Linked DNA regions of Mus musculus: all the other regions are linked to region 4. The links are chromatin loops, found by intact Hi-C in ENCODE. Cell type or tissue: left cerebral cortex. All regions are shown on one strand.

The links. A loop is a pair of places that touch in the nucleus more often than their neighbours do. Peaks named below come from ENCODE experiments on the same cell type or tissue, not always from the same donor. Only the 100,000 strongest peaks of a DNase experiment are listed, where the experiment ranks them.
Region 1: it touches region 4 in a loop (8-fold over the local background); 13 of 42 quality-filtered maps call a loop at or near these places.
Region 2: it touches region 4 in a loop (2.1-fold over the local background); 2 of 42 quality-filtered maps call a loop at or near these places.
Region 3: it touches region 4 in a loop (5-fold over the local background); 3 of 42 quality-filtered maps call a loop at or near these places.
Region 5: it touches region 4 in a loop (6-fold over the local background); 2 of 42 quality-filtered maps call a loop at or near these places.
Region 6: it touches region 4 in a loop (2.1-fold over the local background); 2 of 42 quality-filtered maps call a loop at or near these places.
Region 7: a loop joins it to region 4, with 7 times the contacts of the local background. A loop is called at or near these places in 36 of 42 quality-filtered maps.

What each region holds. Positions count from the first base shown.
Region 1 is chr2:13,006,474-13,010,473 of GRCm38, forward strand. C1ql3 (C1q-like 3) reads right to left here. Exons shown (of 2, transcript NM_153155.2): 1 at 3,787-4,000. Among named protein-coding and RNA genes, the nearest start is that of C1ql3, 2.4 kb to the right of the region's middle. In left cerebral cortex, a CTCF peak has its summit at 2,171 (motif pointing left); DNase peaks (open chromatin) are centred at 2,020, 2,815, 3,407 and 3,784; H3K4me3 peaks cover 3,964 bases; H3K27ac peaks cover 1,470 bases.
Region 2 is chr2:12,797,781-12,801,780 of GRCm38, forward strand. No RefSeq gene overlaps it. Among named protein-coding and RNA genes, the nearest start is that of Pter, 120 kb to the right of the region's middle. In left cerebral cortex, no CTCF peak of the experiment used is centred here; DNase peaks (open chromatin) are centred at 1,585 and 1,979; H3K27ac peaks cover 988 bases.
Region 3 is chr2:12,773,374-12,777,373 of GRCm38, forward strand. No RefSeq gene overlaps it. Among named protein-coding and RNA genes, the nearest start is that of Pter, 150 kb to the right of the region's middle. In left cerebral cortex, no CTCF peak of the experiment used is centred here; DNase peaks (open chromatin) are centred at 2,356 and 3,711; H3K27ac peaks cover 582 bases.
Region 4 is chr2:12,707,088-12,711,087 of GRCm38, forward strand. No RefSeq gene overlaps it. Among named protein-coding and RNA genes, the nearest start is that of Pter, 210 kb to the right of the region's middle. In left cerebral cortex, a CTCF peak has its summit at 2,104 (motif pointing right); DNase peaks (open chromatin) are centred at 1,328, 1,656, 2,320, 3,509 and 1 more place; H3K4me3 peaks cover 650 bases; H3K27ac peaks cover 1,501 bases.
Region 5 is chr2:12,881,571-12,885,570 of GRCm38, forward strand. No RefSeq gene overlaps it. Among named protein-coding and RNA genes, the nearest start is that of Pter, 40 kb to the right of the region's middle. In left cerebral cortex, no CTCF peak of the experiment used is centred here; a DNase peak (open chromatin) is centred at 2,149.
Region 6 is chr2:12,457,914-12,461,913 of GRCm38, forward strand. No RefSeq gene overlaps it. Among named protein-coding and RNA genes, the nearest start is that of Mindy3, 40 kb to the left of the region's middle. In left cerebral cortex, a CTCF peak has its summit at 2,007 (motif pointing right); no DNase peak of the experiment used is centred here.
Region 7 is chr2:13,235,622-13,239,621 of GRCm38, forward strand. The region is part of intron 3 of Rsu1 (Ras suppressor protein 1); the gene reads right to left. Among named protein-coding and RNA genes, the nearest start is that of Rsu1, 34 kb to the right of the region's middle. In left cerebral cortex, a CTCF peak has its summit at 2,126 (motif pointing left); a DNase peak (open chromatin) is centred at 2,103.

The sequences.
Region 1 (4,000 bases), 300 kb after region 4:
AAGGTTATCCTTTGCACTTCTTATTTCCTTTGTTGAATAAAACCAGTGTGGTAGCTTTATCATAGAAAGCAATTTCCTAACATTCGAACCTATGTGACAGTCGAGGACCTTCCCAGTTAAATACCCACCATCTGCCAGTGGCCGTGATGTCAGTAGCCTGTCCACCCATCACACTCTAAGAGTATAATGGGACGTGGAATTTCAAGCTCTGATATCTATCCCACTGACTTCAGCAATTCTTCCTCGAAGCCATCAAACTATTGAGGAAGGTAATGTGTTCGCCTTGAAGGCTATTTTCAGATTCCTAAATGTGCACCGATTTCCACATTTTGTCGGGGGAGTATAATGCATCCTTTTCTGGCCCAATATACCTACTTCTTCCTAAATTCACTTTAGTATCTTTTTTAGAATGTTAACTATATAGTTTCTTGGCTTTATCTTCAGTATGCATTTCTCTGCTTTTAAAGAGAATACTAATTTGATATAGCACATCATCACTCTTTCTGAAAAATAAATATAAAATCCCACAGTATTACTCTTTCCAGTGTTGTTCACATCCATTGTTACCATAACTAATAAATTCTAAGTGAAAGGCTTATCACTAATTATTGTATATGACTCATTTTCTGGCAATTTAGTTTTTATTATGGTGGTTTACTGTAATGACATTATCGTAACTGTGCTCAGAAACTATTCCTTCAGGTTTTTAACTACAAGTATCCAAGCATTAGAAATTTTTCCTGTATTTATGTAAAGTTATTTGAGCTCCATTTTTACCTTTCATATGCACTGTGATGGGCTTTCAACAAATGATATGATGAAGTGTAGCTAATGGTTGCATGGGGGTTATGTACTGCTTTATAGTGAGTGATATGTTTGTAAGAATATTGTAAGCTGTATAGTTTTAGCATTGTCTTATTACTGAGGGATTATCATTGTACAAAATATTTATGGCAACATTTACTAATTGAATTAATCGTTGCTGATGTTCTGGAAATTTGATTTTCATTGTACTCCAGTGGAACCATAAACAAAAGGTTAAGTGGTACATCAGGTTAATTTATTGCCCTTTGATGTTTCCATCTGTGACCCTCCATTCAACACAAAGCATAAATAAAATGGCACTCATATGGTTGTGGTCCAGAGACATTGCTCCCTCCGAGATTGAAACACTGCATTCCTCCCTCATTGTTAATATCTGTGCTTCTCAAAATTCACCTAATCCACAGAACATCACTCTGGCACGGATCTCTGAGTTGATGTTTTATAAAAACAAATTAAGTTATCTCAGAGGGGGAAACTGTGACTAATAAACAAGCATACAGACTATGACTGAAAATCAAGAATAAAGTATTTATTTTAAAATTAATTAAAAAGATTTTTTTTTACACAAGATTTTCCACTTGGCACTGGCTGCAGCCAGACTTTACAAAAGTGTTTTATTCTAAAGACAAAACTCCTTAGCTGTAATATCACAATAACCACTTTCTAAGATGATCCACACTGAACTCGGATGCATGCTGCTGTTTACCACTCTTCATATATTTTTCTGAATTACCTATTACCCACTTTTTTTTTTGAGACAAGCAGCCAATGACGAGCATCAGAGGGGTTTTACCCAGGTGCTTTCCTGATTCCCATAGACCTGAATGTTCAAGTGTTACAGGAAGCAGCTTATGCCCTAATGAAATGGCTTAAAAAGAAAACACATGTACCTTTTAATTTTAGAACTCATATTCTGAGGACTTCTACTCGCTGCTACATGCATAGACTTTACAATCTAACTACCAATGTCTGACTCTGTTGCGCTTCTTCCTAAGGCTTCTTACATTTGCAATCTCCAGCTCTTTTTTAAATTACCATTTCTATATTGTTGACAAAATGAGACCATTTGTACATTTTAATGAGTGACTCTAAAAACATATTTTTAGTATAGTAGTGTTTTACAGACCTAACTTTTGAGTCTGAGAGCTACCTGCTGGGGGCCACTTCATAAGTTATTTGGTCAGCCAGACACAGCACATCTATTTTCGTATAGTGAGTCATGTCCTTTGTAGCCACATTCCTGCAACTACCTAGCCCATTGTCCAGGGAACAATTTTTATTTCTCTTAATACTGCTTTCATGCATAATAACTGTAATGAACAACCCTGCCAGTGCCTCCTGGTGGCCATGTTTTCTTTTTATTTTTTTTTCATTTTTAATTTTTTTTTAAATTTTGTATTATTCCTAGTGTCCTGGGTGTTCTTTGAAGGGATTTGCAGAAAAGAAGATACCTTTTAAAAGTGTATCATAATTAGGACATTCATCTTTTACCTTTGGAAAAAATCTGACACTAAAATGAGTCTTGAGTAAAAGGAAGGAAGGAAGGAAGGAAGGAAGGAAGGAAGGAAGGAAGGAAGGAAAAGAAAGAAAGAAAGAAAGAAAGAAAGAAAGAAAGAAAGAAAGAAAGAAAGAAAGAAAGAAAGAAAGAAAGAAAGAAAGCCCTAAAGGTGCTCAGTAGAAAATTGCGTCTAGATAATATCTGAATTTTCAGGGGACCAAAGACCTAGAGCACGCCGGCCCTTGATAAGTCAAAATTACTGCGTGAAACGAGGTATCTTGAAGGTGATGACAGGGACGCGGGATCTTTCTTCTTGTTGGTCAGTAAGCAAAGTGTAGGGCTCAGGAACTCAGCTAGCACAGTTGGCTACCAGTACGAAGGCCTCACCACCGGGTGCCTGCTACTTGGACTGTGCAGAAGGTCTGATTACACTTTTAGGTAGTTAGAAGTGTATTTTCTCCCTGCGGCTACAAGAACAAAGATGCTTCGGTTTTGCACTGACTTGACTCTAACAAAGGCAAAGTAGTCCTGGCCCGCACTGCAAGCCAGTGTTCCTTGTGGCACCACCTACCAGCTCTGAAGAGCAGGTCCTGATTCAGGCTCATATGAGGCTATTTTGCAGCCAATGCAAAGCCAGGCAAGGCAGCTGTGATCAAGTAGGCTAGGATTAGGAAGGGCCTCTGCCGCGCTGCCCTGGAGATAGTGGGTGGTGAAAGGGCTGAGCTCTGACCCGGCAACTTCCCGGACCACTTTCTTGTTCCTTTTCCTACTCCAAGAGTGGGGGTTCCTGTGTTTGCATGCCAGCTGCTATACTGTTACAGTGTAAATGCAACTTTTTCTGTTCCCAGCAGTTCTTCCTTTGGAAACTAACTGGAGTGTAAAGTGACTATTGAGTTTCACCGCCCAAAGCCTCTCAAAGGCCATGCCATTACATGCGCGCGGCAGAGTGCTGTCTGAGCCCTGGGCAGCCTTGTCTGAGACTCGCTCTTGGGGTCCTTCCATCCTCCCCGGAATGCTGGTCTATCTCCTCTGAATCTGGAGCCCTGACACGCCCATTTCGGGCTTCTGAAACCTTCTACATTCTCAGAAAAAGGCTGGAAGCGACTCTAAACTGCAGATAATGCCACAGACCAGGGATTCCCGGCCTGCTGTAAGACAGTTGCTGCAAGTTCACGAGTTGGCCCCGGGGCCAAGATCCCAGTTTCTCGCCCCTCGAGGGTTATGCTCTCAATTGCACGCGCCGAGCACGGTTCTGGCACCCTAAAACTACCTTGTCTGGGCTGCAAGGCGCTCTCCTCTGCGTATGACCCCCGCCTTTCCAGCATGTCACAGAGTCCCCCTCGCTTTAGCCCGGGGAGCCGGGTTGCCGCACCCTTCCTCCGCGGGCTCCCACCCCCATTTCCGGGGTCTCCTCCCTCTTGTCAGCACCTTCTCCGCCCTCCCCACTGCCTGCCCGCGCTCACCTGGTTGTTTTTGCAGAGATCAGCCCACATGCTGGTGCCGTCCCCTCCGCGCATCAGGACGTGGTAGGTGAAGAAGTAGATACCCGGTATGGAGCAGGTGAACTTGCCCGTGGTGGGATCATAGTGGTTTCCGAGATTGGTTACCACGTCGTCGAACTTGAGCACCTCGTAGCCTTCGTGCTGCCGTTTGAGGCCAGCGTAAAAGGCGATCTTG
Region 2 (4,000 bases), 91 kb after region 4:
AAAATTGAGAAGAGAAAGCTCCATAGACAAATGTTTTGGCTAACTGTCTCCTTTGGCATTTCAACTGAAATCTTCTCTTTGAAAAATATAGCTGCCATTTGAACCAAGATTTCTTTAGTTTATTCCACTTCCAATTAGTGCCTCAGCTTCACATTGGCATGTATGATGTAGCAGCTGCAGTGAAATCATTGAGCCAAATGCTGCCTCCTCCATTTGCCTCATTGATATAAACCAGTGCCAGGGGCTGAGCCTGACCCCAGAGTATCTGCTTTCCTGTTCATGAATGCTTCAATGGGTCAACAAGCCAGCTCAAAATGCTTTGAAAAGCATGATCTGTCTATTGCTCAATTGAAGACCTCACAAGCAAAGGGGAATCGAGCCATCAGAAGGGAAAGCATTCTTTCTCTCTTAAAAGCACTGGAATTCATGTTTTCTAGCAAATGTGACCATGTTTCAAGGGTATTTGAAGATCCCCTTCCAGAACATACAAGAAGCCTGCTTAATAAAGCATCTTAAGTAGAGTCTCTGCTGGGTACAGTTCTAGATGCTAGTCAAAGAAGCAGAAATATTTGCATTGATTGTAAAAAATAAGAAAAAGGAATAGCATAAAATCATGAGTAGCACAGGTCATGACTTTAGCCCAAGGATGCGAGATACTGTGGTCTTCCTCTGATGTTGTTTTCTGAGACCTTGTGAGTTCGGAGTTCACTGAACAGAATTAAGTTAGTAAGAAGTATGTTTCTATCTCTTAGGAACCTTGTATTTTATGTCTTGGGGTGTAATACTACATCAATAATGACAGAGGGCAGAGGTGCTGTCAAATGAAAACCAAGAGCCAAATGGAACTTAAATAATTACACTTTAGAACTCTAGTTGCAGTAGCCATACTCGCTATGCATGAGTGGCAGAGCACAGAATGTCTCCATAACTATGAGGGAGGCTATTGATCACTCTTGCTCCAGATAAAGGCTCTCCTGAAAACATGAGACCAACATTCTAGTGATGTGGTGTTGTTGAATCTATGATGCCTTCATATAGAATATACCATCAGTACACGATGGGGGTGTTATGTCTAACTTCAAATCCTATAACTCTCACCTCTGAATGAGGACTGGTTCCCAGTTGTCATGGTATCAACAAGACAATTTGTACCATCCCACTTAAAACACGATCCACACTGAAACCTGAAACTTACCCACGAAACCTTCCCATTAAAGCTCATCCTTCCCTTTTTCTCACCCTTTTGTCTGAGTAGCTCTCTTTGCCACCCTCACTTTTTAGTTGTATCTCTTTTTTTCTGCTCACTAATGAAAGAATTCTGTTCTCATTTAAGACCTCTAAGCAAATGACCTGATATGAGAAAACTTGTTGCTAGGATTGAAAACAAAAGTTTTGATATTGTAAGCCTGCTCCTGAATAGCTTCTTTAAATATTGCTTTAATAACATCTCTCTTCCCCCTTCTGGGAACTCATGGTTTCTACCAAGGTACAGAGAATTCTTTGACTGTGCAGCAATGTTTTGCCAGACTTTGGAGCTGGTTACTGTCCAAGCTTATCAAAATGCTATTGTGATGTCAAGACAGCAGCAAGATGTTTTTGGAAAGCCTAATTACAGAGGCTAGGAGATGAGTTTGAAAGGAGAAAATGCTGTCCCTAAGTAAGATAAATAATGGAACTTTACAAATGTATATTCCCATCTTCCTATTCTCCTCTGTTGCCAACAGGCAGCCAAGAAATCAGCAGGGTTCTCTCAAAGGCTGTCTTTCCATTAGGACAGCAATGGCATTGGCAATGAAAGGTGAGACAGAAGGGCAAGCAAAATGGAGCCCAGTGCTTCCCTGGAACCAAGTTTATTATGCGAAGAACATACTTGTTGCTATGCTAATGGTACAGGATTATTTTTCTCTATTTAAAAATTTCCAGCACAAATGAGGCGGTGTAGAGTGGCTGTTACATCATGTCGCTTTCTGAAAATGCTGGTGGCTGCTCTCCATCGACACCTCCTCCTCTTCCACATGGTGACAGGCTGCTTTTGCTTTTTACAAAGTGGTCCCATTTGCTTGGAAAACATCATGGCACTCAATCAGGATTTATAATAGCCAAACTTCATCAGGACTCAATAAAGATAAAGATGTCTGGGTCTGGACTGTGCTCCAGTCATGTTCTTTAGCTTCTCATCTCTCCACGTGTCACAGTTCCAGAGATGCTCTACCAGCACCTGGGGGAGAAAATGGACCGTTTAAATGGAAGGAATCTTTATAATTGGAATATTTTGTTTAAGCTATTTTCCTCAAGTTGAGTTCTACTGTATAGCAAAACATAATAAAGATAAAGAAAATGAAAAAGAAAGGAGGAATCTTGTTTGAGAAAAATTTTAGTCAAGGATAAGGTTACATATAAGTGCTAGATATAATGAGCCTAAAACATAATATTCAATACCAACACACATGTTCTCAAATCTACCCCCTGTTTTCCTTTGTTTTCTTTTTGTTTTGTTTTGATAGTGTTTTACTATCATTATAAATCCCAAGCTACTATGTAGCCCAGACTGGCCACAAACTCATAACTTTATTGTTTCTGCCCCACAAGTCAGCACTTTCTCTTATCACCACTACCCTAATAGATGCAGCATCTTCTTGCAACTTCTATAGCCCTTGCCTATCTGATCAAGCTAGATATTCTTGCCCTCACTCAGTACAAACAATTTGTGCTGCCTAGTTTTATGTCAGGTTGATATTACCTAGAGTCATTTTGAAAGAGGGAGTCTCAGTCAATTGAGCAAGGTTGTGGTGTATTGATTGATTGTTGATGTTGATTGGTGAAGGATGACAAGAGGAGCCTGCTCACCATCGGCAGTGACACACTGGGTTGGTAGTCCAGAGTGCTATAAGAAAGCAGGCTGAGCAAATCATAAGGAACAAGCCAGTAAGCAGCAGTCCTCCATGGCCTCTGCATAAGCTCCTGCCTCCAGGTTCCTGTCCTGCCTGAGTTCCTGCTCTGACTTCCCTCAGTGATGTTAACTGGCAGTATAAATTAAAATAAACCCTTTCCTCCTCAAATTGCTTTGGGTCATATTATTTTACCACAGCAATAGAAACCCTAACTAATATGCCTCTGCAGATGAGAATGAATTTTGCTTCTTTGCACCACTAACATTAAAACAAAATTTCTTTCAAAAATTCTATGAACATTACCCACCCTCTGGACCTGTTCTCAGAATCTTCAGTTTGCCCCTTAGGCTTCTGTTGACCTGACCAGCTGTGCAGATCCATGTCTTCTACCCTAAACTACCTCCTCCCCCTCCTCCTCCTCCTCCTCCTCCTCCTCCTCCTCCTCCTCCTCCTCCTCCTTCTACTTCTCCTTCTCCTTCTCCTCTTCCTCCTCCTCCTCCTTTTCTTCTTCTTCTTCTTCTTCTTCTTCTTCTTCTTCTTCTTCTTCTTCTTCTTCTTCTTCTTCTTCTTCTTCTTCTTCTTCTTCTTCTTCTTCTTCTTCTTGTCTTCCTTCATTTTTAACTCCAATTCAACCTTAAATATCCATCCAAGAGATAAGTGGTCCAAGAGCCATTTCCATCACAAATGTACAAGTGTTCCATGTGTTCTGTCTTCTTCCCATCTTGACCAGAATCTTATAAAAATTTTTATTTTTCACCTTCATTGTGTAAATTTTGATTGTGCTTATCCCCCAACAGACAACTTCAGGTGAGATAAACTTTCAGTTTCTGATTACCTTCTTGGGACCTAGTTAACACTTGGTTCCATCTCAAAACTATTTAAGAAAGACAAAGCTCTTCTTGATAAGAAGTTGCTGCTTCATTCACAGATCATGGAAAGAAAGCGGTAATAGTGGCATGATGGAGGAACACGGTGACCACAGTTAGAAAAGGCACGTTGGAAAGATAAAGGGGCAGGTATATGACACAGCAGTAAACATTAAAACTGATTGTGGCTTTTCTGGTTTGGTAGGTTTAGCTGACATCTTCCAAACTCAATGTGTTCTAAGA
Region 3 (4,000 bases), 66 kb after region 4:
AAATACAATCTATGAATCACTGAAGATCTCCCAGTATATGAATCTACCAGCCTGATTACCATTTCCCAACTTCTGACATTTGAAAGCACCACATTATTTTTATTGAATAAGATATGTTTTTATTTTATAAAATTTATTATTTTGTACATTTTTATTAATATAATTACACCACTTTTACCTTCATTTTATTTTTCCTAATACTTCTTATTTTATAGAATGGAGCTGCTGTTATTCAGTTTTATTCCATTTCTACGTGCTTAGAAAAAGAGCACAATGGGCATTAGCTCACTTACTTTCTAATAAACTGTACTGGCTGTGAAAGCAAGAGCACCTGAATTCAAATTTCCACATAAAAGCCAGGCACAGCCATGTGTGCCCAGAATTCCATGATTGGAGACAGAGTCAGGTAGATCCTGCAAGCTGTCTATCAAGCATCATAGATGGAAGGAATGATTCAGATTCCCCGAGAGTCCTTGTTTTAAAAGGTAATATGGAACATGACAAGGAAGATCCCATCATCCTCTAGAGTCCACATAATTGCCTATGGGTACACACACCTGCAGATGCACACACACACACACACACACACACACACACACACACATATATATATACATACCACACCATACACACATCATATTAGGCTTTCAATTTTATCACTACCTTATAATTAGCCTTATCATTATGCTATATCATGACTATAACTTTGTATTTTTAATTGTTCCATAGCATTCCAGTACAACATTTCAGTACAGAGCATTTCATGTAATGAGATATTTTTTCCAACCACATTTTAAACCATAAGTAGTATGGTATGGTTTGTTTGTTTGTTTGTTTGCTTTTAGAAACCAGTGGCATGGTTCAAAGGACATGTCTAACATCCATGAGGACCTGGGTTCAATTCTCTGGTACTATCAACAGAACAGAACAAAAACAAAAATGTGTTTTATTGCATAAAGGATGGAAAAATACATATTTCTTTATGTCTAGTATTTTTTCATCTTCCTATAATGTTGACATATTTGTCACAAAGTGAGATCATAAATGATACCTGCCTACTTTTGCTTTCCATAATTTCCTCTATACTGACCCATATTGTTCAAGGTAGAAATTCTTTAAAGACTGTATGTATGTATGTATGTATTTATGAATCTGTCTGTCTATCTATCTATCTATCTATCTATGTATCTATCTGAAATATTTCCACTATCCATATATTTAGTTTTCCCCTATTTGCTAATTTTAATGAATGCTTAGGTTTATTATTTTAAATAGTGCTTAAATAAATATGGATGTCTCTTATCCATACCAATTTTGATGCCCCTGATTATATATCCAGAAGTAGGATTTTTGAGTATTATAGTAATAGTACTTTTGGGTTATTATTTTTTTTAAAGAGAGGCCTCTGTACTATTTAACTGTTTTATGTGGTTGGGTACTTATGTTGGATTCATAAGTATTTGTGTAAGTAACAACATGACAAATTCTTTTAAACAAATCTTGTAGCTCTTATGTTATTGCTGATTTAGAGTTGACTTACAGAAATGGGACAGTCAATTCAAAGTTGTAAGCAAATGGACGAGGCTTGCTACTTATTGTTAATGACATTGCTTTCTAAACTTATATTACAAATGCCTAAAATTTCTCCCAAAGAGCACAAAGGACCAGCTTTATATCTATCTTTATAAATACCTAAAAAATTTTGTCTTTTTTTCAAGTTTTGCGAAAATGGTGGGCAAAATGTCTGACCTAAGTGCTTAAATTTGCATTTCCTTAATAACAGATTTCATGTTATAGGTTCATTCTCTTGTGGTCTGTATATTCATGCCTCATTACTATTTCACTATTGGGTATTTCTGTTAGATTCTTTATTTGAAAAGAAATTTGGAAAACATGCATGATGGAAAATTAATGATATTCTAAGTTATGAGTGGCTTTTTTTTCCGGTTTTGTTGAGATGAGCTCTCAGGTAGAGAGAATTGGTCTTGAACTAGCTATGTAGCTGACCCTGGCCCTGAACTCCTGGTTCTTCGCACTGCTCAAGTTCTGGGAGTGCTTTATTGATATAGAATCTGTGGTTCCCTTAGAAAAACAGGGCAAATTTATATTGACTGAAGCTTTCCCACATACCAGATAAATAAGTGTGTGCTGACTTCCTTCTGTTCACACTCAACCAACAGGCTGTATGTCGATGGATGAAGCCTGTAATACTGGGAGCTCCGTGAAAAGCAATACAATCCCCACTGGTTTTTCTCCATGATTGTTAGCAAGCAAAATAGGCTGCTATGGCACTCGCTGCCTGGACCTCTGTGGTTTATTTCTTCCACCTGGTTCTTTGGAGAGTTTTATCGCACACAAATGGCATTCTCTGAGCCATCACCATGGAAACCCAAGGATTCCTATACTACTTCTGTAGAATGTAGCCTATCTAAACTAGAGGATGGAATTCACATCTCATAGTTCCTGTCTCACAGTAACTTTGACCATCATGTCAGTGGGAATGGGTATTTGAAGTCCTTTCTTGTATAGGGGAAAATTTCACCTGCCTGTTAAGAAGTCCTCCATGTTCTTATTTGATTGTTTGGGGTTTTACATTGTTGGCACTGCAGACTGAATGCACAGCTTTGGAAATTCCTGGCAAACACTTTCCTACTGAGATATATTACCAATTCGTTCATGTACACACACACACACACACACACACACACACACACACACACACACACACACAGTTTTTATTGTTAATTATGTATCTGCATGTATGTGTGTAGGTACCTGCAGAGGCAAGGAGATAGCACTGGATATCCCTGGAGTTGGAGATAAAGGTGTTCATGATCTTCCTTAAATGAGGCTTAAAACAAAACCTGGGCTCTCTGCAGAGTACTTGCACTCTCCCTGACTGAGTCATTTATCTAGCCCATATATTTTATGTTTTATTAAGTCTCTCAGGCTAGCCTCGAACTTGCAACCCTCATTCCTTTGCTTTTCAAGTAGTGGAGACTGCAGTACTATGTCTAGTGACCTCTAAAGACATTCAGTGTGCACTCAAATTTGAGAATTATGGAGCAGGGTGGGGGAGAGGGTATAGGGGGCTTTGGGGGTAGCATTTGAAATGTAAATGAAGACAATATCTAATTTAAAAATTCAAAAACATGAGAATTATGGAGTGAGACCTCATAATTCAGAGACCTCAGCTTCTAATCTGTGTTCTTACTCTAATTCAGCAACCAGAGGAAAGTTACCCACTCAAAGTTGTTTACTCTCTGTACCTCAACTTCCCTGTTTACAATGTATTAGAGGCCAAAGAATCTTCAAAAGTGATTTAAGGCTCAATCCAAATTATTTTGTAATAGGTTTCAAGTTATTTTTGATTTTGTCATTAAAAATAAACTGTGGGCCATAGGAGAGCCTCGACCTCCAACAAACAGCATGTTCTTCAATAGAAGCAATCAATGGAACTAGGAATAATTGAAAACAAATGCATGAATTCTGGAGACAATCCAGAGATGGCTGACTGCATTTGAAGCCTGCAATATGTCTATGGGCAAAGACTTGAGATTCCTCCTTCTTCTGCGTCTGTCATCTGTCTGTCTGTCTTGCCCTGTTTCAAGATGAAAAAGACTGGCTTCTGCCTGCATGTGGTTCACCCAGCTCCTTTTCTTCATCTGGCTCATTTGATCTTAATTACCGGGCTGCTTCTTGCCTCACAGCCGCTTGTTTAAGGAACATATGGCAGGAGGTGCTGATCACAGGCAGCAGACAATGTGTTACTAAAAGGAGAAGAAATTTTCCTTTACATAAGAAGCCATATGTGGTCCAAATTTATCCATACTGTATTACTGCTCTGTGTATTTAAAAAAAAAAAACTTCTCTGGTATTTCACAGGTATTGGTTTCAAACTCTTGTATATTTGATAAAGACCTGCTAAACATTGGCTGGGATTTTTTTTTTTTTTTAGTTTGTCTTATAATACTCTTGGATCCTTTGTTCACATCAGCAA
Region 4 (4,000 bases):
TCTATGAGGATCGGGTCATTCCCACTATCAATATCTTCTGCTCTGAGTTCTTTTAGAGATTTTTGAACTGAGTGCTCATTCCTGCTTAGGTTCCTATCAAGGAGAACCCGAACCTTTGCCATTTCTGCTTTCGAGCGTCTACTACCACCAGCCAGGGATGGCGTTGCCTCTGGTTGCTGTTTGAAACAATAGAGAATTGGTATTGTCCCCAACGTAACAGGATGTAGCTCCCAGCTTGACGGCAACTGAAGTTGCTCGTGAGAATGATGTGTTGAAGCCCACGGTGGGCGAGCACTATCCAGTGGCAGACTGCCTGGCCTTCATTATGATGTGAGATACTGTGCATTTCCAATGACTCCAGGGACCTTGTAAAAAAAAAAAAAAAAAAAGCTCATTTGGTTTACTCTACTAGCTCCCCTTTTCCAGGTTTCAAGGTCACTTGGCTGGGAAAGAATGCAAGTGACAAACAATATCTTGCATTTAAGATTAAGCCAGCTGTCCAATGCTGCCATACTTTTACTAAGGAAATTTAATCTGCCAGTCTCTTCCGTCCTTAAGACTGAGCCTTTCCCAGGAGACTGCTCAGTCCCTGTGACACATAAATACTTCCTGGGCCTGGCCCATGTGACATCTTTGCTTACCCAGGCAGATGTGATTGTCAGTGGCATTTTTTATCCACGCCAGTGAGGAGTACTTAGGGACCCTGTGTAAATACAGCCACCCACATTAACGAATAGCAAAATGACTTGCTCTGGCCACAATAGTGGACTTTTTGGTTAATATTAGTGTTTGGAACTCAGTGACACATTTAAAATTAACATTCTCCTATTCAGTTAAGGAGGTAACTCTAGAGGGAAGGATGCACACTGCTTTTCCAAGTACTCAGTGGATCTATTATCACTTTGAATTTTGAGCAGAGCAATGTATTTCTCATGAACCATTCCCCTGTTTTTGAAAGTTGCTCTTAAAAAAAAAAAATCACCACTAACAGTTTAAGCATGGAATGTTCTTAATATCTTCAATATCTACACCAGTAGGAATGTGCTCTGTTCTCCAGAGTCAGTGTACTTAGCCACTAATTAATTGTTTGAGACCATATCTCTTTTATGTTGCCCAGACTTATGTAAAACTCCAGGTTTACAAGCCTCAGCTTCTTGAGTGGTTGGAAATAGACAGCTACTGCCATTAATTGCAGCTAACTCTTTCACATTTCATTGGAAAATAGGTGCCAGTGATTCTGAAGACAAGGATAAAAACCTAAAATACAGAGTTAGTCACTTATGGCATCAGGACCTTAGCTTAAAAGGTCTCTAGAGGTTCCCAGTCCCAGCTAACCTGGACTAGCAAAACAGAACAGACTGGCAATGCTTGAACATTTCAAAGAGAAGCATTAAGAAATACAAGTGATAGTTCTCATCAGAGCTGGCAGAAATTTCCTTAGACTTTAACTGGATTCGTTCCCTGTTAAAGTGCACATCACCAATCCGGTTAAAGAATAGTGTATAAGGATTTTTATCCCTGTATGTAGAGGACATATTGCAAAAGTAATGTTCTTTTAGTCACAGTCAGTGCTAAGTAAATTTTAAGCATGCTTCCTGTTTGGTTTGGCTATTTAAGTAAAATTCGTTTCCTGGAAAAGCTAAAACTATTGCTGAGAGAAGTTGCTGTCTGGATACACATTCGCTCTGCAGCTGTCTCCAGTGTCTGTTCTGATGCCTGGAACATAGTAGTCTTTCTACAACACACGGGAAGGACATGCCTGGAGGTTAATGAACTTCTTGATTTATAAAGAGATGATGACGCACTTAACTTATTATGATCCATCGTCCAAGGGCAGCTTGGATTCTATTGACCCTTCCGTTTGCAGATCTGAAACAGGTTAGGTGTTATCTAGGACCTGGTACCGTAGAAGTTCTTGTGATTTCTTGATTTTTTTCTAATTAGTAAAATGCAAGGTTTGAACAGAAAAACTCTAAGATTTCTTCGGGTCCTGAATGCCTTAATTTTCATCTGCTAGACTTATAGGTGCTAATGTCCAGCAACTCTGTACAATTAGAAGAACCCCACCCTTTAAAAGGGTGGAGATGGGGTTTGGGGTAGGAGAGAAGCAGCTTGCAAATTGCTTCATGTCCACTAGGGGGCAGGTTTTTACACATCTGCGGTTAAGAATGAGTAGACACAGAATCGTGCCCATGAGCTGCTATTGTGGCATAGGATTACAAGTTGCATAACACTTCACACTTGAACAAATACTTCACACGGAGAACACAGTGTCTTTCTTTGGCAGATAAGAGAAACTGGCATAGTCAGAGCATAGAAATTCACCAAAACCGTGGTCTAAGTTGCCAGCATCTGGTTTTTGCTTTGTACGTGTCTGTGGGATGCCTGAATTACTGAATGCTGTGCTCATGGAGGTTGCTGGGAAACCTGGGGATAGGTTTCACCAATGTTCAGGATACGAGGAACAACTACCTCACCCACGTGTGGCCTGCAAACGGGGTGGGATGAAGTCGTGAAAAGCCAGGTTGGAGAGACAGACTGCTTTCTGAAGCACTCAGAAGTGATTTTTTTTTTAAATCAAAGAAGAAAACATCTTGAAAAAATTGGCTGCTGGTGGTACTGTCTCCTCTGCATTGACATCATCCATCAACCAAGAGTGTAGGAGAACTGTCAAATACTGGCAGCCCTAGAGATAAGAGAAATCGCGGGCGCTTGAACAATGGCGAGTGTCTCAGCACACAGCTGGAGCCCCGCTTGGTGGTTATTTGGGGAGGGGTATAACGGGGAAGAGGAAGAACAAGCGGGCATTTGTTCAAATCCTCAATTAGAATGATCTGATTCATAATTTTATTTATTGTCAGAATAACTTTCTGCCCTGCCCTGCACATGGTGTGCGGCTACCGCCTTCTTCATTTTTCTGCTGTTGTTTGTACTTGGGTTTGGTGTTTCTCAATGTATTCTCCCTCACAGTAGCTGTTGACAGGTCCAGCCCTGTAACCATCTGGCTCCTGAAGTAATGAGACCAAATGAAATGGAGCTTGAAGAAATTAACATTCTTTCCTTAATCTATTAATAACTGAAAAGTGTTGATTTTAGTGACAGCCAGATACTTTATTATGAAGCATATTGGTTAATTAAGAGCATCATAATGAAGGTTATAGGAATGCATATCCCTCCAGAAACACATATTTTTAATAAGCATAATTTGATTCTTCTCACGCACTCCAAAAAAAAAAAAATCAGTGAAAATGTTATGCACAAAGAGAGTCTCAACAAAAAAATAAACACTTAATTTTTGTATGTACGTACCACACTACTGTTGTTTGGTTAAGTGTGCATCTCAAATACAGCTGCTGGATTCCAAAGGAATTTGCAGATAATTACAGGTCTTCCTATTTTATCCCTCCACTGTCTGAAAATACTCTCATCTCTCTACTAACAGCCCATGTTTGTGAGTCTTAGGCTCCTTACGGGGGGTAGGGAGGAAGGGAATCGTCCACATTGCCAAAATTAAAAAACGCACAGACTTTGGTATTTAGATCATAGATAATGATATTTCCTTGCTCAACTCTGATGTTTGCAAACATTTTCCTTGTGCCTGTGAGACTTTCATGAAAACTCTAGCTTGTGCACAGAGATGTCATTAATAATAGATGTGCTACGGCACCTTGGCTCACCTTTCCTGCCTATGGAGCTTGGAGAAGTTCTGGGTTGCGATTGTTATCCTGTTGCTGTGCATTGTGGATGTCCACTTCTAGCCAGTGGGTGCAAAAGGCACTCCCAGCCCTTATTAAGAAAGCCTGTTTTTTCTATGTTTGGTATCTCCATTTAGAGTTAACATGCATGTATACTTTTTAGGTAAATTCAGCAACACTTATTCCCCTTCTTAACAAGTATCCCACTTACAAAAGAAGACAGAAGTGGTTTCCCAAGGCTTCCTCCCTGAGACTGTTTGAAGCTATTTATGTGCACAGTCTCATTGCACACACCACTGTCCTGC
Region 5 (4,000 bases), 170 kb after region 4:
CCACTAGCTCCATAACATTCTTGGTATATACTGGAGATAAGTGGAATCATGGAAGAGCTTATGGGAAGATGTTGACCAATAAAAAAGAGTCCTAAATATTTCCAGAGAAAGAAAATTGAGTTGACTCTGAAAAACCTGCATTCGAAAGAGATCAAAGAAGGGTTTGTAGCTTTTAGATTGGAATATTCCAGAATGTGATGGAGTTCCCATTCTCTAGGCATAGAAATCATGGAAATTTAGATAGCATTTGAATGTAGGAGTTAGCATAGATGATCTGTGGAAGATTATCTCAGTGTACACTGAAGTCAGTATCCAAACAGAAAGAAACAGCAGGTGAAAGAAATCCAAGAAGCCTGTACCCATAATATGTGTTTGATCTAAAAAAGGATTATAACATTAGTCTTAGCCCCTCTTCTAATGACCTCAGGGTTAGATACCTTAACCACTTTTGTTTCGAGGTTTATAAATACAGCATAGCATTGCCCAAGCTTCAAGAAAAATTAACCAACTGGACAAACCTATAGAATCACATACATTTCCATTAATGGTTTGAGTATTCAACCACAGCCAGCATTAACAACCAAAAGAGGGGCCTACAAAGCTTGAACCCAACAAAGACGTCCTGGTTCCAAACAGTGCTGATTAGAAAATGCCAGCACAAATGGATGGACCTGGAGGGTATCATCCTGAGTGAGGTAACCCAATCTCAAAAGAACTCACACGCTATGTACTCACTGATAAGTGGATAGTAGCCCAGAAACTTAGAATACCCAAGGTACAAGATACAATTTGCAAAACACATGAAACTCAAGAAGAACAAAGACCTAAGTGTGGAATTAGAATTTAGAATTGGGAACAAAACACCCATGGAAGGAGTTACTGAGACAAAGTTTGGAGCTGAGACGAAAGGATGGACCATCTAGAGACTGCCATACCCGGGGATCCATCCCATAATCAGCCTCCAAACGCTGACACCATTGCATACACAAGCAAGATTTTGCTGAAAGGACCCTGATATAGCTATCCCTTGTGAGACTAGGCCGGGGCCTAGCAAACACAGAAGTGGATGCTCACAGTCAGCTATTGGATGGATCACAGGGCCCCCAATGGAGGAGCTAGAGAAAGTACCCAAGGAGCTAAAGGGATCTGCAACCCTATAGGTGGAACAACAATATGAACTAACCAGTACCCCGCCCCCCCCCCCCCCAGAGCTCGTGTCTCTAGCTGCATATGTATCAGAAGATGGCCTAGTCAGCCATCATTAGAAAGAGAGGCCCATTGGTCTTGCAAACTTTATATGCCTCAGTACAGGGGAACGACAGGGCCAAGAAGTGGGAGGGGGAAGGGGAGTGGGGGTGTTGGGGGACTTTTGGGATAGCATTGGAAATGTAAATGAAGAAAATACCTAATAATAAAAAAAGAAAATGCCAGCAAACATAAGACTGGGGCTCCTAAGGTTCACAAAGGATCCCAAGAATGGTTAGTTTGCCTATGCCAAAATCTCAGCCAAAACTGGGAAAGGAGAAAGCGTGGATGTGTTCTCCACCTGGGCAGATGCCTAGTAATTGGTCTCTAAGAAGCAGCAGTTACGTTTCAGGTATCTGGCAATAAAGACCTAAATGCATCCTGCACTGTAAATCTTTCCCAACTATTTGTTATGTGCAAACTCATTACTTAAAAGCAGCCTATAGTTTCTGGCCCCAAAATACAGAGATTCATCTCCTTCCTGCTAAATACCTAAAAAGGGAAGAAAGGAGCAATGGAAGAAATATACCTAACCCATCACTCAGTTCACTTGGGTGACTATTTCCCTAGGCCCGTTGTTGCCTCTCCATCAAGAATTAACTACACAGGCCAATTAAGCCCAGCTCTGGTCATCCATGGGGATTCTTTTCATACAAAAATGCAGTCCTTTCCAGGAGTCTCAGTATCACCTAATGGCCTGCATAGAATCAGTGTGATGGTCTCTGGCTACTTCCCAGGAGACAAATTGATCACCATGGTAATGATCAGAGGCTCTGGTTCTATAGAGGGACACGTAAAATCCACAGAATCTTGCAAGAAGCATATCTGATTATCTCAAGAGCTGCCTCCTCGGCGTAGGCTGCTGCCGCCGATTAGGCGGTTCCCACACACACTGTAGGGTCCGTGCCAAAATGTGGAGAGAGACATATGGTTGGAAACTGAGCGGGGAAAACATGCCAACTTCTGAGGCTGCCCAGCTGCCTCTGCTGCAGTGGTCTGGGTCAGCACTGAGTAGGATGCACGCTGCCCCAGGAAAGGCTCCTGATGAATATTACCAGAAATACAACTGGATAGCAACCAGTCAGCAACTCCACTGACAATATAGTAGGAGGAAAATCCAGGCAAGCTGATCCTACAACATCAACAACAAAAATTTTTTTAAAGTCAACAAGACTCCAAATCTTAACCTCTCGTTATGATGTTACATTTTAAGATATTTTTGTGGACCTCTTAACTACTAAAGAGCAAACTATATTAATTTAAATATTTTTCTGCTATACTGACCCCCAAATAGATTGTTGACTTTTATTTGAAGCATCCCTTTGCAAGAAGAAAGAAAAAAGAAAAATCACTAACTAAAAAATATATACAAATAGAATAAATGTATAAGAAAACATGTTTCTGGTTTTTAATCACTATAATAAAACCTACATTTGTGCCACATAGGACAAAGCATCCTTTTTACTACTGTGCTGTGAGGTCAGACTCAATGAACAGCACTGGACCAGACACTGTGAATGTGTGCATCCTCATTATTATCACAGGAGGTGAAATAATACACTTCCTTGAATGACTTTATGAGTACAAAGGCCTTTGGGACAAACTCACGGATTTCCTTTCCTTTGTCACTGAAAATAATCTAGGAATACTTTTCTAAAGATCATCCAGGGAGCGAAATACTTTCTAATTCCTCAATTGAAACTTCTTATTCTTGTAGGGTCAGAGGTTGACATGCAGTGCCATAAGGCAGGAAAGATGTGGGCTAACAGTCAAACTACTTCTCAGGGGGGCACATGCAATCAGCTCTGGGTAGAAGGATGATCCCTTGCAGGACTTTAATGAGCTTGCTAGAAACTGCTGCACTGAACCTAAACACAAAACGACTCCACAATTAGGAGCTGCAATTGTCTGTTCTCCTAATGTTCTGTCACATTTTTTTTTTTTTTTTTGTATTGGATGATAACAGGTCCTTCCAACTCCTAACTAACACCTTAAATAGACGGCAATTAAATAATTCCGTGATGCTGTGTAGGATAGATCATACTTTATATTTTCAAAACTAAACCCCACCCATCTTCCTTTGTGTTATGTTGGGTTAACTTGTACTCAGTTAGGGTAGAATTGGCAGGATGTTTTACATAGTTGTGATTTGCTTAAAACTGACTCTATCTAAAATGCATAGCTTCTTTATCAGGAGAGTTGAATGAACCTAATCTACACACTTGATCTGTGAACCTCGGCTTCCTCGATGCTCAAAGAATTTGAGATGTGTGTGTGTCTATTTCAAAGGTTTCCGATAGGAATTACATGTTTGCGACATAATACTCTCTCAAAACAAAATCAATGGCATTTTCCCCTTCCTTTCCATTCACTAAAAATCTTACTCTCAAATCTTTGTGTTAAATATGCTGAAATCACAGAGTTCTATTTGCTAGGTTATTTTTAAAGTGTAGAAGAAGTAGTTTGTAGACCTTTGGGCTTGTGTTTTACTGAGTCCTGGAGAAATTGAGGAAGAATGAAACTGCGTACATATCTCCACACAGATCTGCATGTCTTTACATCAACCAAAAGCATCTTGTAGCCAAACTCAGACTTGTGGCTTTTGAAGGAACTCCTTACAGGTGTTGTGGTCCCAGATCTAGCATACTCATCGTGTGGTCTCTACAAAGTGTTGAAACTTATGGGAGTCTATCCCTTTTCAACATGTCACAGATTAAATCACAGTTGTCTTGTAAAAATTTCAAAGAGCGGCCTT
Region 6 (4,000 bases), 250 kb before region 4:
TGGGTTCAGGCTGACATTAAGACCTTAGTGTATCTTATAATAAATAGCAAAGACATAGTGACAGAAATAAATATATGTCAAGAAGTGAACATGATAGTTTTAAAGCGAGAATGCTTTAAAGTTGCAGGGGGGAGTATATGTATTTTAAATTAATATTCTGCTTGGTTCTTGGTTAAATATGTTCCAAAGTTTGAATTTTTAAAGACTTTTTGATTTTTTTCCTCTTCTGTATATACAAAGAATATATATTTGTTGCATTCTAAAGAATTTTTGCTAACATGTATTTATCTTTTCTAATGCTTTATGCTGCTATTATTAGGTTGACTAGTCAATCATAAGGCTAGAAATGTAACTATTTTGAATTTTGAGACATCCAAATTTCTAAGAAAACATTCATAAGACATGTGATGATATGTTTGGGAAGGAATTATATACCAGCATCTTGATAACCTAAATACAATATAGTTATATGCTGAGCCTATTGCATTTTCAAAGCTTTGAACTAGGCATATCAGACAAACTGAAAGTGGCTATTTATGATGATAGTGAATAAGTACTCATCAATAGGTTGACTGTACAAAGATTTGTGAGAGCCCAGGGGTTATATGGAAGGTCAGAATATGTATAAATTCTAGGTAACAGCCAAGACCTTGTGATGTGTGGAGAGCTGACCATGGAGTAGGCTATGCAAACAACTATGCTGTCACCAGGTAAGGGTTATGCTACACATCAATCAAAAGGCAAGACCAAGAAGGTACTTTTCCAAGGGTATGCATGTTGTGTGGTTGCTATGGATATTTTATATGGTTTCTTGATCAGAAAGGAATGATGATCTCTTTATAGAACACACTGTAGGGATGGCATCAGGAAGTGGATACATAAGGGAAATATTGGGGATTGTGAAGTCACTGATTTCTGCGGTCCTTCTTTGGTCTTCTTTCTACTTTTCAACCTGTCTTATCCATACCTGTTGAGCTAACAGTGAACCAGTATGCTTAGAAGGCTGGTCAATGGTAAGCCCTCCAAGTTATGTGCACACATGATCAGTCTATACGTTAAGAAGAGTCAAGCAAGTATTATAGAGCTTATAGGAGCAAGCCCAAACTACAAAGAACACATAGGACATAGCGAGAAATATCATGGCCAGCCAGAGAAGTTAATATGGTAGGTGCTGAAACTTGAGGCAGGTCTTGGAAAAGATGAAATCATTCATATATATATATGATGCAAGAAGGAGCCAAAGAGAGGGACACATTTCTGAAATCAGGACCCTGTGTAGGGATGTGAGCTGAGAGAATGCCCAGCTGGTGAGGAGAATAACATCTAACAGAGGATTTAGAGTTGCTCTAATAGACAATAGGGAACAATTTCCATTTGTCAAACAGGTGGTGCTAATGAATTGAGGGTACTTAGGAGTCAATCAACTGCTCAGCAATAAGTTGGCAGGTAAGAAGCTTTAATTTATTAAGGAGCGCTTGCATTGGAGAAGTGCTCCCCAAATGGGTTTGATAACAGCCACTCTGAGGTAACTGCTGCAAGTGAAGATCGCTAAGCCTTTCTTGTGATGCTTATCTTTTCCAGGTTTGAGATTAGAAACATTTTTTTTTTCAATCTCACAGGATGAATCATATTTATGTGTACATAGCTCTATCCTAGGTAGTTAGAAAATGTGCTCAATAACAGAGTTTGCATTTTCTCCATGGGGAAATTCAGTTAGATTATGCAGGAGGGAATACACAACCTTGGGGAGAAAATCCAGGACTCTAATGAGCTTTGTTTAGGCAACTTGACAGGTAGCATGTAACAGCTTTAAATGTATCCCCAATTTATTGTATATTTTCATTCACCAATTTCTTGATTGTGGTGTTTATAAGAATGAGTGCTTTTTCAGGTTAAAACACTGTATTCCCAGAAAAAAATGAATAATAACAAATGTTTTAAAAATGAAATGTTAAGTCTTTACCACCTGTCTTTCCTATCACTAGAGGCATTTCCTTCTTATCACCAGTAGAGGGAGAAATAACTCTTACTATAAATAGCTCTTCTACAAGAAATAACATCTCATTCATCTAACACAGTTACCATCATACACTTGGACTTGTAATTAGTTCATGGAAAGTGTACTTTTGTGTATTTTTCTTTCACAAATTAAACTTGAGGATTAATAAATGGTCCATGCTATGCTTGATCATAAGCTTTATGTGTGCTGCTTTTCCGGCACAATACATTCCATTGCAGGTTATTTGGAGCCCTTTACTGACCTCTCCCTTTGCCTATGCCTTCTATCCCTCTGAGACCAGCTGTGACCAGCATCTTTCTGAACAATATGATCCTTGTTTGTTTTTGACTTTCTGGTCTGCTGCCCTTCTATACAGTATGCTTAAATTCATTGCTCAATGCTACTGTTGTCTTATATCCATTAGAAAAATAAATAAATTTCGACATTCTATAAAATCCTTCATCTGGAACTTCTAGATGGAATATAGGTTTCCAAATAGTTCTTTTTTTAGTATTGTAATATGCCTTGAGATAGTTAAGACATGCTTATGTGCACATTTGTTAGACTTCATATTTAACTTGACATTTACATCTTTGTTTGGTAAACCTGATAATTAATTTTAAACACACTGACTGCAGAATCTTGTGGTTTTCATATTCATGATCATAGAATGTTGTGTCAGTTCATTGTGGTTGCTCAATAAATCAAAGGGTCAGACTGATATGGGGCTATTTTTGAATGCAATAGTTTCTTTTGAATCATTGTCACTTATATTTCCTTAATGTATTGATAGTGAATTTTTATTCATTCTAAAAGAGAAAATTCTTGTAAGAAAGAATGCATTCTGTACTAAGTAGAAATTTAAGGATTTAAATATAAAAATTGGAGGGAACATCAAAAGATATTTAAGTGCCTTAAAATATCTCCCAGAGTTGTTAAGAAGTATTATGTGGGTTAAGAAACTTCTCTTGCAAAATGATTACGGATCTTCTACAAGAAAAAAAAAGTGTGGTTATAAAAGATGTTTCATATAAAAAATGTTTCACACATGAAATTAAGACAAAATTATAGAAGGATCCTACCAATACTATTCATTGTTAAGAATGAGTTTATTCTGACACAAGGGAAAAGTAGATGAAAATATTGCCCAAGTACTGCCCTGTTTAAATAAATATGTCCCATGTACTTAATTTTAAATGTCTGTAAGTCAAGTTACTATCAGAGCACAGTAGAACTCCATGGTTTTTATATGCATGATCAGGGATTGAGATTGCAAGGCAAGTGTTCTATCACTGTCTTAGGTACTGTTTTATTCCTGTGAAGAGACAAGACCAAGACAACTCGAAAGAAAGAAAGAAAGAAAGGAAGAAAGAAAGAAAGGAAGAAAGAAAGAAAGAAAGGAAGGAAGGAAGGAAGGAAGACAGAGAGAGAAAGAAAAGAAAAGAAAAGAAAAGAAGAAAAAAGAAGAAAAAAAGAAAAAATTAATTGTGGCTGTGTTTACAGTTTCAGAGGGTTAGTCAATTTCATCATGGAAGGGAGTGGGGCAGCATGTAGGCAGAAGTAGCTAAGAGCTTTATATCCTGATTTGAAAACAATAGGCAGAGAGATAAAGGCAGAGAGACAGAGAGGCAGAAACTCTATTTGCGTGGGTTGTTGAAACCTCAAAGCCCACTACCTACAGAGACATACCTCTTATAACAAGGACACATTTAGTCCAATAAGACCACACCTCCTTATTCTTTCCAAACAGTTCATCAACTTGAAGGAAGTATGTTGTGGATAGTCCTGGGACTAGTTATATTTGATGTTAATTCCATTCTGTGAGTGGTTGAGAACAAGGAATGAGTCAGCATTTAGGTGATTTCCTGTAAACCTGCTTCCCATCCTAATTTGTAAAATAAAGGAGAGCTGATGATTGGGCAGATAAAAGGGAAGGTGGAGAGGAAGGCAGGGAGAGAAGAAGGAGAAAATGGAAGAGGGAAAGGGTGCAGAGGAGGAGGA
Region 7 (4,000 bases), 530 kb after region 4:
TTTAAAACTATATCATGGAGGATTAACATGTTGCATTTCAGAGAGCTTCCTCCTTAGCATAGAACAGGTCCCAAGAAAAAGGATACTAAAGTAGGCACATTTTAGGTGGTGGAACTGGCAACCAAGGGACCAAAAGAAACATGGGCTTTCAGGTGAGGGTGAGATGTCACGAGAGCCAGCAGCAAGCAGACAGCAAAGACCATGGTCTGTCAGCTGAGGGTGAGGTCCGTGGGAGCCAATCTCCTTTGACTGTACCCAGGCCTGTGGACCAGCCTGGGCCTGGATCACTCTCACATGTGATGACCTCACATGCCTGCTTATTAAAGCCAAAAATAACAGCACGCAGCCAACTGCAGGCAATTTTTCAAGGTAACCTGACGACAGGGACCAACAGGGAGATATTGTTTAATTAATAGCTGTCAGGCTCAAAAATACTGTGTGCATACTTTTTCAACTCCAATCTCTCAAACGATGGCACAGTAACAAGCTGATAAATGTGCACTAATTAAAAAAATAAGCTATTGATCAAAGCTTCTGTGTTATAAATACATTTGTGCTCTGTTAAGATGCAAACAGCAAGTTGTTTTGATACTGTCACGAGACAGATTCATGGCACAGGAGATTTATTTTGCATATCCCCCCTCCTCTTTAACTTCACCCAGGCCCAGGAGCAGGAGTCTTTTGCATGCAGGATGACAGATAAGATATGAAAGGGGGGAGGACAGCAGACCCAGGAGCAGCAAGGTCTTGGGAGAACGCTGAAGGTCACTTTTATAAATTGAGACGGTTAATATTTCTCACTCATCCCAACAATCTACTATGGCTATGAGAAAGGTTTTCAATTTATCTCATTTGCAAAGCCGGCTCCATTCTCTGCTTTACAGCTGGACCTGGACATTTCAAGTTGCTGTATTTTTTTTCTTTCTAATCTTTAGTCTGCCCAGTTCACTTACAATGAGACTCCTGGTACATATCCTCTTCATCTACATAAAATTTACGAGCATTGTCTTAACTTTCTATGTCCTCAGAATACCACCCTTGGCTAAAAACAAACAAACAAACAAGAGTTGAAATTGCTAAAGAAAATACCCCAACATTTTCTTGTTCACTAATTTCCTATCTAAGCTATCACTAATGTGAAATCGCTTTTTTGAAACTCAGATTCGGCTCATAGTTCTTGGGTTTACTGCCTAACCATTTCCAATATATTAAATGACAAGATAAAGCCCACAGCTAAGACCCAAAACTACAGCTATAGGTGGCAATATCTCAGGAAAAGCCCACATGACAGTTAAAAGTTCAAAGTACCCAATCAGGTGATTTCACATTTAGTGCCACACACTTAGGGAACACTGAGACAGAGGGTTGCCCAGTGACTGCGAAGACAAGAGATGCAATCTGTGTTTACTGCTCAAACTGATGGGAGCTCCATGCTTGGCCTGCAGAGGCCACACATGAGAGATGCTGTTGGTTTATTTAAGCTGTCTGCAGTGTTCTCCGATGGATGTTTATACAGAAGCACTTTCCAAAATTAAGGATTTCCGTGTTGAAAGGAATGCCTAGAGACGTTTCTTTTCTCATGTTGGAGGTGACCCATCTCATAGCACGCAGCATTCTTCCTTACACAATGCCACGTATTAGTACAAACGTCAGTCTGAATGTGAACAAATGAATATTTCCCAATTCTAATGGCTATTTGTAAATTAACACCTCATCACAGACGTGTGTGTTGAACGTCCTGCTATGGAAAATTTTCAAAAACACCCAATACAGAACAGTGCTGAAAGCAATACATTTCCTTCTGTTTAGACATACTGGGGAAAGAAGAATTGTTCCTAACTCAAGAAAGCATTTTTCAAGGGGGGGAAATGGTGTGTGGCACTGAATATATATTTCAGTTTTAACAACCACACAAAAAAACAAACACCTCTTTTGATAAAGATCTATTGTAAATGTGACAAAACCTCACTATGTAAATGGCACCAGCAACATGCCCTGTGGTACAAAGCCAAGCCAGAGAGCTGCCAGAAACATTTCTTCTGACAAAACAAACTTGTATTTCAATCTTAGGTACCAGACCTGGGGGGGGTACCCAAATCTAATGTGTGTCTCAACAGTGACCTCTAGTGGCCAAGCCCTAAAATGACTGTCTCCCAAGGAAATAAGGCTAAAGTTTCTGAAAACTTGGGACCAAATTAAAGAGCCAGCTTAGGACTCAGAGCTAGCCCTCACAAAGAATGGCGTTTTGAAGGTCATGGCAAAGTCACTCAGGGACTGTGGTAAACACTTGTCTCTCTTCTTACTGCATCTGTCCCAGCAGGTAGGTTCTTTGCTAGGCCTCCCAAACTGCGGGGGACTTCACCACCTGACTGATGCTCTTCTCCACTGGTATTACTTCATTAGTGCCTATTTCATATGCAACAGGCTTTGAGTACTTCTGTGGGATACAAAAGGAGAAGATGGTATTTCCAACCTCAATGAGTAATTTGGGGACACATACATACGGGGGTGGGGGTGGGGGTTGAGAGAATGCTAATCTGACTTAAAAAAAGAACAGCCCAAGCCCCAGCCCCATGTCCATCACACGCAGGAAGCTAAAATGGAGCTCAAGCAGGCAGGAGCCCAGGAAGCGGCTGAGGAACAAGGGTCCCTGGAGTGGTTTCCAGCCAGCTTCCCCTAGTTACAAGTACTGCAGAGCATCATAGCACCACTACCACACAGCACCCCTCAACCACAGAGCAAACCCACGACTGCACAGATGAAGCAGATGTCAGGCTCCGGGACACAATGCACTGTTTCTCTGGGGCACTAAGATCTAGTGTGCTGGGAATAAGGACATGGTGAGAAAGGCAGAAGACGGTGGCAGATTCTACACCAGCTAATCCCCGAGAGGCCTACTGATCCAAGGGTCCCCCTCTCAGCCCTAGCCCGCCGTTTCCTCTCAGGCTTCCCTTATCCAGTGTCTGCTTCCTTTGAGCAATCTTGAGTTTACCCAGGTAAACTAGACACAGAAATGATTCTTGTTAAGAAAAAAGAAGAAAGGAAAAAAAAAAAAAAGGTTAACATTCAGTTGGAGCAGCCCAGTGCTATCCTAGCAAGCACGAAGACCTGGCTTACCCCCAGAACTATAGAAATAAATAAATGAGTACACAGAAGAAACAGAGCACGTTGTTCCTCCTCGCCACCTCCTTAAACACACCACAGGCTGGAGCATGGCTGAGAAAGTTACTGCCGGCATTACGACTTTACCAGACTCCATCAACATTTCATTTAAATGCTTTACATGTGATGAAAACGAATCACCAACAATTATATCTGGGACCTTAGGTTTTTAATTTCCGTCGTTTCATAGTTACAGAAGACCTGACGAATCTCTGCATACAGACCAAGGCATGCAGCTCATGGTGGCAAAATGCTTGCCCCATATGCACAAAGCTCTGGGTTCCAGCCCCAGCATTGCAAATAAATAAATAAATAAATAAATAAATCTTTAGAAGGATGTCAAAATCAGATCTACATAAAGCAAGAATGGCCTAAGGTAAAATAAAACATTAGAAATAAAATTCTAGAGATGAGGAGAAGGATTAGTGGGTAAAGCGCTGGCTGCAGAAGCTGAAGACCTGAGTCCAGATCCCGGCATCCACATGAAGACAGGATGGACGGAGGCTTATGCATCTGTAATCCCAGCCTGAGCGAGAGGTAGAGACACGCGGATCCCAACCAGCCAGGCTAGGCAAATACGCGGGCTCCAGGTTCAGTGAGGAACCCTGGTGCACAAAGAAAACCAGAGAACATGTGAGGAACACCTGGCTTGGACCTCTGGTGTCTAAGCATTCATGTATTCACACACATGAACACAGAAACACAGTGCATGAACATACAATACACATACATTCTGCACACAAAGATACTGGACCTTGGGATGATGAAGATACCTTAGAGCATTCATAACTACATTTGTATTCTATTACCCCACGTGGATCTTTAGAGGTCAAAACCT